Regions from separate parts of the Mus musculus genome. Here region 2 is linked to region 1. A link is a loop called in an ENCODE intact Hi-C map of the cell type or tissue named here. Cell type or tissue: heart. All regions are shown on one strand.

The links. Hi-C counts contacts between places; a loop is a spot of excess contacts. Peaks named below come from ENCODE experiments on the same cell type or tissue, not always from the same donor. Only the 100,000 strongest peaks of a DNase experiment are listed, where the experiment ranks them.
Region 2: it touches region 1 in a loop (14-fold over the local background); 16 of 42 quality-filtered maps call a loop at or near these places.

Annotation. Positions count from the first base shown.
Region 1 is chr9:43,738,824-43,746,823 of GRCm38, forward strand. Nectin1 (nectin cell adhesion molecule 1) reads left to right here and starts at 5,131. Exons shown (of 6, transcript NM_021424.3): 1 at 5,131-5,899. The coding sequence starts at 5,821. It overlaps Gm46108 (a long non-coding RNA gene), which reads right to left. Exons shown (of 4, transcript XR_003948147.1): 3 at 6,493-8,000; 4 at 36-835. In heart, CTCF peaks have their summits at 4,864 (motif pointing right) and 6,443; DNase peaks (open chromatin) are centred at 4,288, 5,018, 6,018, 6,588 and 1 weaker place; H3K4me3 peaks cover 4,224 bases; H3K27ac peaks cover 3,420 bases; H3K27me3 peaks cover 1,244 bases.
Region 2 is chr9:43,968,737-43,976,736 of GRCm38, forward strand. It overlaps Gm30373 (a long non-coding RNA gene), which reads right to left and starts at 5,434. Exons shown (of 2, transcript XR_003948148.1): 1 at 1,264-5,434. In heart, no CTCF peak of the experiment used is centred here; DNase peaks (open chromatin) are centred at 2,255 and 3,775; H3K27me3 peaks cover 1,464 bases.

The sequences.
Region 1 (8,000 bases):
GACAAAAAAAAAAAAAAGATTTAAACCAACCACCATGCAATTGTGAAACCGTGCAGCACCTTTATGCAATCATCACATATAACGCAATAATCAGCCCGGGATCTCAAACTTTTTTGAACAGCCAAATCTTCAAACTCCATTAAGAGAAATACTTTTCAGAACGGTCAGTGTTTACAGTGTATGAAAACAACATGCTGTGTAAACATGGCTCTCATTAAAGCTGGGAGTTAGGACCCAAAGATGTTGTAGGGCTCTCAAAATGCAATTTGAAAGCCAGTGGGCACATCAGCCTCCTCGGTCTGCAGATGAGGAGAAATGAGACCCAGGGTGGTTATGTGATCGGCGAAAGGGGACAGAGGACACAGGTGAGAAGACAGCCCATTTCCATTCAGTGTTCAGTGGGTATGAGGTGTGCTTTAGGTCCCAGGGATAAGAAAGAGAATAAGATGGTACTGTCCCTGTCCTGGAGTAGATCAAGCATTGGAAGTAATCATCAGTAAGGCTGCAGGGATGGAAAGGGGGCTGTGGGGAAGGCAGAGGAGACGTAAGTAAACTGAGGCCAAAGAGAAGGTGGCTGACCAAAAGGACCGTGAGAGAGTTGCACAGGAAATAAATTCTATGACCAGCAGCCCAGGACCCTATAGTATCTCAGACTCAAAGCTCTAGGGCAGAGGGCCGTAAGGCTCCAGAAGCAGGCTAGATCCAACAGGCATGGCAGAGGCCGTGACAATGGCCTCAGTCTGGCAGGCCAGGGAAGGGTTCTCATGCATACAGCCTGTCATTGGTATTAGAAGGCCACTTGCATTAAATGCCACGTGGTGTCCCGATTTGGATCCTAGAGGAGAAAATAAACACAAGTGAGAAACTTGAGAGAATCCACATAAATTCTGCCGTTCATGTACTAGTGATATAGGAATGCTGACTTCTTAGTTTTGCTACAGGTATCACACATGAGCCATTAACTTCTGGGAACGTAAGTGGAGGGCAAATGAAAGCCACACGATCGTTTTTTGATTTTTAAGGATTTTTTTTAATTATGCTTATGTGTGTGCACATGTGTTTGTGCACTCAGAAAAGCAGAAAGGTGTATCAGGTCTCTTGGAGCTGGGGTTCCAGGTGCTTGTGAACCACCTGATCTGAACTCTGGGAACGGAACCCAGGTCCTTTGGAAAAGCAGCAAAGACTCTTAACCACGGAGCTATTTCTGCAGCCTTTTTATACCTTTTTTTTTTTTTTTTTTTTTTGTAAATCTAAACCTATCTCAAAATAATCTACACTTGAAATGTACAAAATGGGAATGCAATGTCTGTATCAAGTGTATACCCCTCCAGCAGGGAAGAACAAAACTGTACGTGGGGACACAGATTACAGGATCTATGAAGACCAACATGGGCACAGTTTTCTTTGTACACTAGGCATCGTCCCAAGTGCGTCCCATGTCTAAGCCTCACAATCCTTGGGCTGGCATGTGGTCTACTCCTATTTTACAGGTAAAGGAGCCAAGGACACAGAATTAAAGTTAGGCTGATGGTTTATTGCAGCCCTGAAGGATGAATTAGATTGGAACCAAAGGCAAGGGAAAGAGAAAATTATGGGCAAATGGGACCAGCATATGCAAGTGTATAGACTGAGCTTGTCTAAAGACCCATAGTGACTGAATGCTATTGCTGGAAGACGATTACTGAAAAGAGCTGGCATTTAAGAATTTGGATCCAGGGCTGAAGAGGTGGTTCAGCATTAAGAGAGCGAATATTGTTTTCCCAGAAGACCTGAGTTCAGTTCCCAGCATCCACTTGTAACATCTCTAAGAGCTCGGATGTCTCCGGACACTTTGGACACTGTACTTCCATGCACATACACACAGTTAAAAATAATAAAATAATAAAAGCACTTGAATCCAGAGCTGGCCATGGTGAGACACAGCTATAAGCCTAGCCCTAGCGAGACGGAGACAAGAGAGTAAAATATCAACTTCATTTACATAGCAAGTTCAAGGCTAGCCAAGGTCACAAGGAGATCCTGTCTCAAAAAACAAAACCACAGTGTGGTGGGCCAGGCCAGTACTCACAGTACTCAGGAAGCAGAGGCTGGTGTATTTCTGTGAGTTTAAGGCCTTCTGGTATACATAGCAAGTTCAAGGACAGTGAGGACTACGTAAAGAGACTTTATCTCAAACACAAAACAAACTAACAAACAAGAATGGAATCTTTTGGATTGGAGAGCAAAAGAAAAAACAAAAAACAAACAAACAAACAGAAAAACCCAACCGCCCGCCTCTTAAGCCAGGTGTAGTGGCCCAGACCTTTATACTGTGAGTTCAAGGACAGCTTGGTCTACATAGTGAGTTCCAGGAGAGTCAGGGCTTCAGGGCTACCTAAAGAAACCCTGTTGAGAAAGAGAGACCCCGTTGAGAGAGGAGAAGAGGGGAGGGGAAGGGAAGAGGTAGGAGGAGGAGGAAGGGAGGAGGATGAGGAGGAAGAAGAGGAGGAAGAAGAGGAGGAGGAAGAGGAGGGAAAGAGAGAGAGTTGAATCAAGGAATTCAAGCATCAAAGTCCCATGTACTTGGTCAATATATTTTCCTCTTTGTCCTCAGTGTGAGGACCACATGGAAATTATGAGTACAGGGTCGAGGTGGACAAAAGCAGAAGTGAGATGATAGTGCCATCATGCAGGAATTGAGATAGTGCTATCACACACAGGGCACAGAAACAGCAGAGCCATCAAGTTCTTTTTGTCGTTTTCTTTTCTTTTCTTGGTTGGTTGGTTGGTTTGGGTTTGGTTTGGTTTGTTGGTTGGTTGTTCTTTTTGAGACAGGGCTTCTCTGTGTAGCCCAGGCTGTCTTGGAACTCACTCTGCAGACCATCTGCCTCCTGAGTGCTGGGACTAAAGGTGTGCGCCACTGCCCAGCAGAGCCATGTGGTTTGCTTTCAAGCTGGAACAAGACAGCTAAGCTAGAAGAAGCAGACATGGCACTGGGGCCCCTAGCTGAAAGACTGGGACCACAGAGAGTTGTCAGTTAGAAAGATTTCCTTTGCTGATAGGAAGGAAAATAAGACCAGGCATCAGGAGACACAGGCTGTGGTTCCCCACCCCCCAACCCCCGCCCCATGGCCTTTCTGTGTAGCTCTGGCTCTCCTGGAACTCACTTTATAGACCCTTGGCTTCGAACTCAGAGATCTTCCTGCCTCTGCCTCAAAGGGCTTTGGATGCCCTTGTACTAACAGATCCAGGAATGAACACTCAGCAAGTGTGGAGAAGGTAAGAGACCACAGCACTGACAGAACTTGGTGTGTCTGGAGTTAGTGCACAAGTGTTCAGCTCCTATGACGTGTTAGCCACAAGCAAAAAACAAATTCCTTTTGGCTTGGGCAAGTTTAAAAGCACTTGCAAGCCAGATGGGAGATTCCTGGCTGCCAGCCTGGCCACCAACCTGCTTAATTTGACAGGGCATCCTCTGGATTAAGACCCTCCCGTGGCTACCTGGCATGAGTCTGATTTCAGGCTTGACCTTACCGCAAGCTCAGGCAGGGTTAGAACCAATTATTTATTAGGCCGTTTCCTAATACCCAGCTGTTGCTCTCTTTCACAGTTTTCCCTGTGCTGACCTCTACTTTAAATCCAGTATCTTGAAGGATGGTCTGTGCCTGACAGACACCTCCAGTCAGCCCCTGTTGCGCCCCTTACCACAGAAGCCTTTCAGGTCCCTCCCAGCCCAGGCTAACGTAGATGTCCTGAATCTGAAAACCCCCACAATGCCGTGCTGCGGTGAGTGATTCTATAGAACTTCTGTTTCTGTGTCTCCCCCCCCCCCCCATCCCCACTAGACCCCGCTCCTGTGGGGCAAGGACCAACTATGAGACCACACAATGCATTCCCAAGTCAGGCGGTAGTGTGGTAGACAGTTTGTCCTGAGTTACACGGGTGAAGCATAAAAGGATACAGAGAGCATTCCTTTTGAGTGGAGTGACTTCTTTAGCAGGCTGAGCCCGTGGGCCCAAGAGTGGGAAACTGTCCCTCTCTTCCATTGTCCTGCCCCTCCCATTCTCCGAAAGGAAAATTTACATTTTATCAGAATTTGGCGCTACCCCAAGCCTCTGTGCCCTTGGGGCTGGGCTAAGGGCAAAGGGCAAAGTGGGTGTGGTCTGCTCAGCCCCGAACGAGGGAGTTCTGTTCTCTTGACTGGGAAACCCTGTCTGTCTGCCTCTCCTAGTCCAAGGATGGGGACAGAAGGTCCAGGCTTCAGGCTGCTAAGGGCCCCTCGGGCTCAGTCACCTTGGCAAGAAGCCACCCGGATGTGGTGGGTGGCGAACAGGATGGGGCGGAGAGTCCTGGCCGTTCTGGGACACCGACTGGATGGGCCACTTTCGCGGGAATCCCGCAAACCACTCAGAAACGAGGTGAAGGCAATGGGAGCCCACTTGGTTTGTCGCTCTTTGGGGAAAGCAGAATGCTTCGATTTCGGGACAAGGACCCCCTGAAGGCAATAAGGATTAAAGAAGACCCACTAGAAACCTGAGTGCCCTGATCTCTCACCCACTAATGTCTTGTCTTGCCTCAACTCTTCACAGCTTTCGCGGTTGGTCCTCCGCAAAGCTGTTTCCGTCTGGTGTCCAGATCTTGGGGAGCAGAAGCTTTGGCAACAGTTCTAGCCTGTGCTCTGCTTCTTTCTGCCACTCTCCATGCCCTCCTCTGGGCCTTTGTTTCCTCATCTGCGAAATGGTCCCAGGGTCGGACCAGAGAGTCAGAAAAGCCCTCGGAGCTCGGACAATGCCAGATCCAGCGTTCACACGGATCCCTACGGCAGCCCCCCTCCTCATCTTAACTCCACCCCTACCGAGCAGCTTCTCCCCCTTGCCGGCCGCTAGGGGTCACTGCCTCCCTTTGTCAGCGACCGAGGAGGGCAGCCCGCCCTCCGGCCCTTTCCACGACCGAACGGCGACCCAAGGGGCATCTTGCTAGCTTGGGGCCCTGAGCCGAACCCCACGGCCACGCTCGCAGCCACAGCTGCTTAGGACTGGGAGGTGCGGCCGCGCGGGCGGAGGCCGGGCCAGGGCTGGGCCGGGCGCGTGGGAGCCAGGAGGGGGTTAATGCTAACCCCTCCCCCCGGGCTGACATCACGGGAGAGCGGGTGAGAGGCTGGATCGGCGAGTGAGAGAAAGAGAGGGAGAGGAGAGAGCGCGGCTCGCCTCGGCACCGGGGCAGCTCCACATTGTTGCGGATCGCCCGCACCGAGCGCAGCGGCCGCGGTGGGGACCCGTGGCGCACCCGGCTCGCTCCCCTCGGTCCTCCGAGACCGTGCAGCCCCGAGCCCCGCGGGCAGCTGGCCGCCCTAGCCGCACACCACCGCCTGGGCCCCGAGCCCTCCGCACCGCCCGGCCACCCTCGGAGAACAGCCGGCCATGGACGCCTGCAAGTTGGAGCCGAGCGGGAGGGTGTGAGCGCGCCCAGGGCCGGGAGCCTGCGCCGCGCTAGCCCGGTAGCCGGGCGCGCCGGGGGTGGGTCCCTCTCCCCAGCCGGGCTTTGCGTGGAAGAAGAGGGCGGGGACCGGGGCGAGGAGAAGAGCGGAGGAGGCGAAGGGGGCATGACTCGTGCAACTTACTGCGGGCATCTGCCGAGGCTCTGAGCCGGCGGCAGCCGGGGACCGGATTGCGGCCGCGCGGATCCCACCCAGCCCACCCCGCCCCGACCGACGGCTGCGGCTGACCTGGATCCTCCGAGCGCCCGCCAACCGCCAGCGATCCGCCCTCGTCTTCCAGACTGGTTTCTGGAGCGCGAGGAGCGCCCTCCTGGCAGCCCCTTTCGCCGGACCCCCACCCCCCGATGGCTCGGATGGGGCTTGCGGGCGCCGCTGGACGCTGGTGGGGACTCGCTCTCGGCTTGACCGCCTTCTTCCTCCCAGGTAAGGCGATTGCCTCTGCCTCCCTCCATAGCCCCCCACCCAACCAGAACCTCCCCGGGACTTGGAGCTGGATGATGGGCAAGGCTACGGGTTGTAGGGAGCGAACGGAGCCAGAAAAGTTGGGTCACGCTTGGATAAGGGGGGGCAGGAGGTGGCACCGTGGAGAAAGGGGTTGAGAAGCCCAACAGCCTGCCCTGCAGGGTAGCAATCGGATGCACGTCTCTATGTAGCAAGAAAGCACTTTCTCCGCTCAGTTCTTCACAAAAATAATAATATGTAATAGGGTTCTATTTATTTAATAACCAGTTCTCAGCTCGAGAAGCAGTTTGGAAACACTGCGTGTTACATAAATGCAAAATAATCACCGTAATCACGGGCTTGGGGTATGAGACAACAGCCCCAGGGGGAGGGCGTCAGTCTCCTAGCTGGTGGGCTGTGGGCTAGGAGAGTGGCGGGGGTTGGGGGCGACTTCATTTCTTTTGGCGGCCTCTTGTCAGATGGTTTCGGGCTCATGGGGGCCCCCTCCTGCCCCACATCGCCCCACAGCGGGCGATCGGAACCTGCTCCTGCGGCACAGGCAGCTTCTTACTCACCTGCGGTTCCTTTTCTGGAGGGTGAGGTCGGGCCGCCTAGGGATCGCAAACTCCGGGCCTTGCGCGGGGCTGGGCTCCGTCTCGGAACTCCACTTCTAAAGCGGAGGGCTCTCCCAGGAGGAAGCTCCACGGGCTTCATGCCAGCCAGGTGGCCGCATGACCCACTTTCCCGGGAGGCCCCGAGGGTGTCCCGCGTGTCTTTCCTCGAGGTGTGAGCTGCCGGCAGAAGAGGGGTTAACTCCGCGCCCGACCCTGGGGTGGCCCATATTGGCCTATTCTGACGGATGGGGTGGGGGCGGGCGGAGGCTAGGACGGCCCAGGCATATTGTGCTGGGGAATGAACTGGAAAATGCGTTTAGGAGGCAAATCCTACCGAGTCCCCTCGCCTGGGTTTAACCCCTTGGGTCCCTGGGGAAGCAACTAGGCTGCCAGCAGGACACTAATTCGGGTCAAAGTGGGGAGAGTATCTCGCTAGCCAACTCCCCCGTCCCCCGTAAAGAAACCTGAGACAAGCTCTTGAGATAAGATGGGGTCTTGGAAGGCTTGTTTCGTGGTCGTCAACTCGGGGTGGCAAAATAGGGGGCTGGAATGCAGACAGAGACTTCTGGATTATTAAGAATATTGGATTCCCGGCCACTGTGATTCTGCAGGCTTGCCAGGCAGTTTGGTAAGGAGAGGTAGGCCTGCCTGTCCAGGTGTAGCTTGGACTCTCTCCTGGATGGCAAGAGCCTGGCCTCCTCTGCTTCCCTTACTGCCTCCTCCTCCTCCTGCTGCCGGCCTTCTCCGTGCTGGGGCGCTGCACCTCTCCAGCAGTGGTGGATGTCAGGAAAGCAGTTTGGGAAAGCCAGTACCTAGGCCAGTGTGGAGTGCTCCCCTCTTGGGTGTCCCAGGAAGGGACATTCCACATCCCTTTCCACTTCACAGGGGCATGCTGAACCCGTGGGGGCATGCTGAACCCGCCGCCACTGTGGTCTGGGTGAGAGTGACAGCCAGTCGGCTACTTTCTTGCTGATAGTGTTAAGTGCGGTGCACACAGAAACTCAGCCTCTGAATTTACATGGTCAGCATAGGCTGAACTTCAGAACGCCTTTTAATTCCCTAACTCTTCCTGGAACCCAGAGTAAGCCACTTGCCAAGAGCCCCTAAGGATTCCTAGCACACTAGGGGTTAACCTAATCCGGGGATGGACAAAGGGCCAGAGGGTTTGCGGAGGGATAAGCTCAGCACATTGTATCTGGTGCTTGGTTCCCCAGTTTTGGGTTGGAGCAGGTTAATTCCATTGGCGGGAGGTGGGGGTTGGGGTGGAAGGGGGGGTTGGGGTGGAGGGGGGGCGGGTTAGAGACCCATTGTACTCCACCCACACAAGAGGTGGAGACAGAGGTGACACTCACCTGGCTCAAAGCAGATACTCCCCACCAAAAACCCAACCGAGAGGCTAGGATGCCCAGAATGGAGTCACAGCCAAGAGATATTTAATAAGTGCTCTGCCGCTGACCATGACCGGTGGA
Region 2 (8,000 bases), 230 kb after region 1:
AGTGTAATTCATGTTCAATGGCTTTCTTGAAAGGCTGAGTACAAGGTCTGAGAGAGGCTGCAAGTGGATGCCTCGTGGTACCCTCTTGAAACCTGAGAGACTTGTGTTGGGGGCAGTCCCCTGCTCTGCACCTCATCAAAGCCAGGGCCAGAGACTAAACATACACACACACACATACACACACACACACATATCACATCACACACACATGCATTCACTCATACATACATTTATGCACTCACACATATGCGCTCTCATATACACATACATACACATTCACTCACACATACACACATGCACTCACACATATGCACTTACACATACATGCACTCACACATATGCCCTCGCAATCACAAACACACACACAAACACACACACACACTAGCTACAGGTCCAGCACACAGACAGTGAGAACCCAAGCCTGTCACTTGGGCATTACTGCTTCCATGTGAGTCAAGGGGGAGGGATCCTAGCAGAACCTCCAAGAAAGTACCACAATGACACCAGGCTCCTCAGTGTCCCCAGTGCCCTCGAAAGGTTATAACACTCACACATTCTTGAAGACTGTGCACACTCATGCACCCGTACTGTACATACTCACACTCACACTTCACACCAGTGGCACCTGGGACTGCCCACCCCACTGATTCAACCCATCTAGAGCACCATGTTTTACAACTTTGTGGAGCACCAGCTGAAAGCTAGGGACACCACAACCCCAGTAAAATCCCATTCTTTCCCTCACATGCATCCGTACCCCAATACTTAGATAGCCACTCACTCAGATATACCACACTTGATTTTGCATATTGTAATTTGTTCCCTTCCAGAAGGTCCCTGTGGGCAGCTCTGAGCCCCAGCAAATGTAAAAGTTCAGCCCCTAGAGTTCTGAGCACCCACGGGCAAGGCTGAGGGTCTAGGAGCTAATGAGATGAGATCGATGGTCCAGGTGCTCCTGGGTCAGTCCATGCTCGCATCTCATTCTTCCCACTTAGGCACAGGAGTCAGGGAAATTAGTAAGATTTCTGGCCTAAAGGGTCTCTTACATCATGCCAGGACTAGCACTGGGCACTTAAAACAAACAAACAAACAAACAAACAAACATACAAAAAATAAGCCCTCATCTTGAATCCTAGCAACCTGGCAAAGACATGCTTGTGTCAGCCACACCTGGCCCAGAAGTGCTCCAGCATCCCTCAAGACATCGCATCCCATCCCCTGTGCCCTGTAGCCCCATCCCCCACGCCTCTCTAGTTTACTTACGAAGGAAGGTCTCCAGGCGGGGCCCTGCTCTGCCAGGGATTGTGTGGAGAACAGGTCAGGGGCCCAAGAAGGCAGCCTGGCATCTGATGACTCTAGGCTGGCCAGCATACCCAGCCCTCCAGGTCCTAAAGCCAGTGGGAAGCAGAGTGGGGGTGGAGAGAAGCCAGGAGCTGGCAGGGCTAAGCGAGATGAAATATTGATGCCCGTCCTAGTAAAGCGAAGAACGCCGCTTGTCCATGAATAAAAGATAAGCTGGAGGAGCGGGCTGGGCAGCAGATTAATTAATCTGAGTGAGCCTTGCTCTGTGCTGTGGGGGATGGGCACAGTGGAGTAGACAGGCTGTCCCAGTACCCAGGACCCAAGGGACCAGCCAAGGCTCTCTGTTCTAGGCAGACAGCTAGGCAGGGTAGCATCACTGAGCACAGGCAGACAGGGAGAGGGGCAGAACTAGCCAGGTCTCTAGGACCAGAATCTGGCACCCAGGATGGCAGCTTCTGTGGCAGAGGAAGGTCACAGAGGTCAACTGTTTCAGAAAATGGCATTGCCGTTCTGAGCACTATCCTCCAATATCCTCTCCTGCCACCTCAAGCCCTCCCTCGGGAGTCTCTGAGAGCCAAGATGAATGGGGACAGGTGGCAGACTCAGGACTAACGTGCAAAGCTGGCCACCCTGGGCATACCTTTGATGTGGTTCAAGCTTTAGTTCTGCAAAGGGAAAGGGTAAAGCAGGAGCCATGGGGCCCTCCCTGCCCCTCATCCCATGACAGCCTCAGGTCCTTGACTGCCTCTGCTGTAGGACAATATGGAAATGCTGGCCGAGTAGTGCAAGGCACAACATTCCTGGACATGGTGACGGCAGGCTCAGCAGGACACAGAGCTCACAACCTAGTGTGCATCTGTCATCCACTGGCTGTGGCAGCTTTCACAAGCTCTTGGCAGTTTTACATTTCCCAAAGGTGACATTAGGACAGGGTGGTGACAGTCCTCATCATGCCTTCCATCCACAGGATCCCGCTGGATCAGCCCCAGGCTCTGTGTTGTCCTAATGGGCTCCTGGGGTCAATGCCCAAGCTGACAGTACAGCTCCTCCCACCAGCCATCCCCAGTGTGACATGGGGACCCGTTGCTCAGTGTGCCATCCTGTTCACCCCTCTGTCCACACACAAACTGTTCTCTGGGAGAGGATTGGGTCAGATGCCAGGTGGCCACAGCTGATGCCAGCTACAGCCCCACACAAGCGACAGGACACCTCCAGATGGTCTCTTCCCCGACCCACCCCCAAGCTGGTAGCATTGACCATAATCAAGAGCAGCTCCTAGAATTCAGCCCAAGATCATACTTGGGTGCTGCTGGAGATGGGGCCATGCAGCCTGCACCAGCCCAGGCTGGTTCCCTCCAGAACCACAGCCACGACCTCTACCATGTCTACCCTGGCTAGGCTACCAGTACCACGGCTACCCTGTTCCCACACCTCAGCCTCTATGGCCAGCTCACGGCCTTTCCCATCTCTCCCGATCAGCAGGTATTCATCATGAGCAGTCTGCTGACATCTTCTGTACTCTGTCTCCTGTTTGCTATTTAACTTTACTTCCTGTGGGTTTGAGCCCATCTCGTCCATCCATTCATGACTCCGTGAATGCAGGAACAAGGTCACTTTGGTCCCTCCAGTTCTCCCAAAGCTGTGCACAGCCGTGAGCACAAGGCGGAAGCGCTGCATTCATGTCTGCTTAAGTGACTATGAAGGACTGGTAGCCCTCATACCTCCCGTCTCTATAACAAGAGTTAGCCCTTCCAGCAGGTACCCACTCTGTATGTTCCCCGAGACTATCTCACCTTCATTACAACCTTCTGGACAGGCAAGTCTCTCCCAGCAGCCAGATGGCAAAACCCAGGTGCTCACTTAACCAAGGTCATGCAGCTGGCAATCAACAAAGCTGGGAACAAGCCCTAATCTAGGCTTAGAGTTCTATCTGGTACATCAATCTGGTGATTACAAGATGCATAAGGGTCCTTAGGATCCCTCACCTGCTGAGGAGCAGGGATGTCGAAGAAGAAAGGTCTCCAAGGGTTGGCAATGAGCATAGCTAGACTTAACCCGAGGATTCCATCTGCCCCCTCTCCCTGCACCTGTCCCCATCCCAGAAGGAAGGACAGAGATGTGACCGAAGGCTAGGGAGGCTGGCTAGGCTGCTATGGGATTCATAAAGATTCCTTGGGCTCGGCTATCAGAAGCTGCCTGATATCTCACTATCACTGGGATCCCGAGCCTAGTGATAGGCAAGATATTGGTGGCTCTCCACAAACCAGCGGTAATGGTAGATAATCTGAGTCCAATCAGGAAAGAAACAGGCAGAAGCTTGGCCCAAGAGGCACATATACTGTCACATGCCCATCCAAGAGTGTTACCTCTGAACTAAGAATAACAGAGGTGAACTTCTGCAAAAAAAGTATCTGGGAGCCAGGAGTCCAGTATCGTTGTGGTTATCATGCCACCTGCTGGCCATTTAGGGAATAGCATTACAACTGGACGTGGGCATTCATCCAATGTCTCTGCATGGCAGGTAGCATTTGAAGGCTGGGTACACAGGAATAAACTGAAAGACCACAAGCCAGGCCTTGGTGGAGGTTACAGTTGGAAGGGAGAGAGTGTTAAAGAGTGGATCTGACATGTAATATACACATGAAAGGGTGCAGGAGTCTTATGCGCTAAGGAGGAATATACAGCAGACAGGAAACAACACCTGGGATACTGTGATCTTATTCAAGAGGTCAGACATGGCCTCACCAAGCCAGGGACGCTGAGGAGTGTCCAGGAGGTGAGGAAAGAGCCATGCTGGTTTCTGAGCTGGCTCACACCAAACTGAAGTAGGAATGAGTTCCACCTGGAAGGTCTGGGAATCTAATTGGGAGGGGCTGGGTATGGCAGAACCTGAAAGATGACTTCAAACGCCTGGGACTTTATTGCTTGGCTCAGCGGAGAAAAACAGCGTTGTCTAGTCTTTTTATCCCAGCACTGGTAGAGACAGGACTCAGGAACTTGGACAAACTATATAGGGGGCTACCACTAGGTCATACCATTGATCTTTAAGAGCTTGCCTTCTTAAAGTGCTATATCGTTCTATTTGAGAGCAGCCTATAAGTCAAGGTCAAGAAGGGATGCAGGGAGACCGGTTAGCAAACCAAAGCAACTTCTGATCAGGATCCCAGGCAGGTGTCGAGGCAAAGGGCTTTCTGGGACTCAGAAATGACTTTGCAGTCAAAGCTACAGAGAGAGTATGCTGTACTACACTGAAACAGACTGGGCATGTGACAGTATATGTGCCTCTTGGGCCAAGCTTCTGCCTGTTTCTTTCCTGATTGGACTAACATTATCTACCATTACTGTTGCTTTGTAATGCTCCGGATCCCGGTGATAGTGAGATATCAGGAATCTTTATGAATCCCATAGCAGCCTAGCCAGCCTCCCTAGCCTTCGGTCACATCTCTGTCCTTCCTTCTGGGATGGGGACAGGTGCAGGGAGAGGGGGCAGATGGAATCCTCGGGTTAAGTCTAGCTATGCTCATTGCCAACCCTTGGAGACCTTTCTTCTTCGACATCCCTGCTCCTCGCAGGTGAGGGATCCTAAGGACCCTCATGCATCTTGTAATCACCAGATTGATGTACCAGATAGAACTCTAAGCCTAGATTAGGGCTTGAGACTGACGGGCTCAGGGAGATCAATGGGGACCCCCATTTAGGATTTGTGGGATCAGAGCTGATTGTCAGATGTCTGTGGGTAGCAGAACCTGGAAGCAGGCTAGAGTGCCTGCCTAGAGTTGAACTACAGCACTTGGGCGATATTTAAATCCTGGCACTAAAAGGACCCGAGGCCTGAGGGATGATGGTCTGGACACCAGGGCCCTGTGACATCTCAAGGTCAGAACATTAGAGAAACAGGGAAGGAGAGGCCAGACAGTGGTGAGAAGCCAGACCAGACCCCAAGTCAGGAAGGAGAAGGGAGCCACTGATCCTTGTTAAGAGATGGCCAGGGCCACTGGGACAGGGTCACCCGAGTAGTCCCAACTATAAATGCAAGAAATAAACAAGTGCCCACAAGCACAGGGACACAGAGCCCTCTTGAAATGTTGGAGGGAGTGTGAAAAAAGCAGTCACTTTGGGGAAGAAAAAGATAATCCCTCAGAACGCTAACCATAGGGTTTATCCCACGGCTCTGTAGTCACTCCCAGATAGAGGCTCAAAAGATGAAAGCACACATTGTTGCCAACACTGAAACAAAGAATCAACCGCTTGCTCTGTGCTCCAGACGCCACCTGCTCTTGGCTTTCTGATTTTACTTAACTAGAGATAACACCTCTGCTCACCATTCCCCGAACCCTGTCCTTGGAGACTGGGGCCTCCTATCTCCTCATCTGTGGTTGCTTCTTTTCTCTTTTTTCAAAAATGCGTTTCTGAAGTTGCCGTGTTACACACGGGACTGGGTTAGTAATGAAAACAATCCAAATGTCCATCACCAGTAAACGAAATGTGGTATATCCATACAGGGGAATGTTAGTAAGCCATAAAAAGGAATAAGGTACAACTGCTTCAAGTTACAATGGGGACAAGAGCCTAAGAGAAAGAAGCCAGTCACAACGGACCACAGGTTGTGAGTCCAGTGATAAGAAGTGTTGAGAGGACCTGAATCTAAAGTACTAGACGTCTCCACAGTCAGCACAGGGATGGTGGCCAGGGCTGGAGGTGGGGTGGTTACTCATGGGTTCAGGATTTCATAGGAGAAAAATATTCAGGAATTAGAGAGCGCTGAGGGTTGCGTAACTCAGTGACTATGCTTCACACTACCGAATGTAGACTTTCAAATGCAAACTTTATGGAGTATGCTATATCTTTTTTTTTTTTTTTTTTTTTTTGAGACGAGACAGGGTTTCTCTGTGTAGCCCTGGAACTGTCCTGGAACTCACTTTGTAGACCAGACTGGCCTCAAGCTCAGAAATCTGCCTGCCTCTGCCTCCCAAGTGCTGGGATTAAAGGCTTGTGCCACCACTGCCCGGCATATGCTATATCTTAATATTACATAATTTTTTACAGGCTTTGGTTGGAATGGAGGGGCAGCCTCAGCCCAGGAAGGAGGCAGAATATAGGGGGCACAGAGGTCTCTGTGCTCACAGATAAGCTCTGGGGAACCTGGACTGTTAAGCACACGGAGTTGTTCCTTCATGGGAAGAAATGCCATATCTGTTATCCTCCCAGGAGGCTAGAGCAGACATGCTTACTAGCCTGGTGACCTTTGCTCTATCTGTGTGGCTAGAGGCTCTTCCAGCACTGAACCCTCCCCCAGACCCTTAGTGTGAGCTTGTTTTTCCTCAATCTATAGAATCTATCTGTCTTAGCAAGGGTTTATTGCTGTGAAGAGACACCATGACCACAGCAACTCATAGAAAGAGAACCTTTCATTGAGAATGGCTTACAGTTTCAGAGGTTATCATTATCATCATGGTGGGAAGCCTGGCAGTGTGCAGGCAGGCATGGTGCTGAAGAGGGAACTGAGAGTTCTACATCTGGTTCCACAGGCAGCAAGAAGTCAACTAACCTGAGCTTCTGAGACCTCAAAGTTCAGCCCCCTAGTGACACACTTCCTCCAACAAAACCACATCTACTCCAACAAGGTACACCTCCTAATAGAGCCACTCCCTAAGGGCTTTGGGGGAGGGACCATTTTTATTCAAACCACCACACTATCTTTATGGACTTTACAACGTGCTTCACTGTAGTATGTCTGATCTGTATTTAGCCTACTTTGTCCTCGGGGAGATTCATGTATACATTGTTGTGCTTGCAGAATTGAGTTAATCACCACAGTAACTGTCATCAAACTGTGCTGTGCTTAAAATAAAACACTCGGGTCAGACTCCTTGTCTTAGTTAGGGATTCATTGCTGTGAAGAAACACAATGACCATGGTAACTCTTATAAGGGAAAACATTTCACTGGGGCTGGCTTACAGTTTCAGAGGTTTAGTTCATTATCATCATGGTAGAAAGCATGGCAGTGTGCAGGTAGACTTGCTGCTGGAGGAGCCGAGAGTTCTACATCTTGATCTTCAGGCAGTTAGAAGGAGACTGGATTTTTTTCACACTGGGTGAAGCTTGAGCATTTAAGACCTCAAAGCCTCCACAGTGACAAACTTGATGTCTAAGATGTCCACATCTCCAACAATGAGGCCACCCTTCCTAATAGTGCCACTCCCTATGAGCCAAGCATCCAAACACATGATTCTATGGGGCTATCTCTATTCAAACCACCACACTCCTAAAGTTTGAGCTAACACCAGCTACTGAGTCGTCCTTAATCAAGTTAACTGTCTTTTGGCTTCCCAAAGATCATCTCTCTGCAGATCTGTGAAGGTCAAGAGACCCCGACAGCAGAGGACGTGGACACTGTTGAAGATGGGACGGGTGTGGTGAGGAAACTGTGGGCATTCCCTCCTAGTGCTTCTATATTCTCAGTGAGACAGGAAGTAAAGTTCTCAGCTGAGGTAGAAAACAAGGCCTTCAGGAAAGAACAAAGACAAAAGAGTCAAGCAGCAAAAGGGAAGGTGGCCCTGTGGCCCTGTGAAGGAGGGCTAAGGGCCTCGCACCAAGTTGCCCCAAATCCCTTGATTAGGTAAAGAGCCTAGTCGCAGGAGCTGTGCTCTATACACACATACCACCTGCCCCCTGAACATACAAGTGCACACATGGA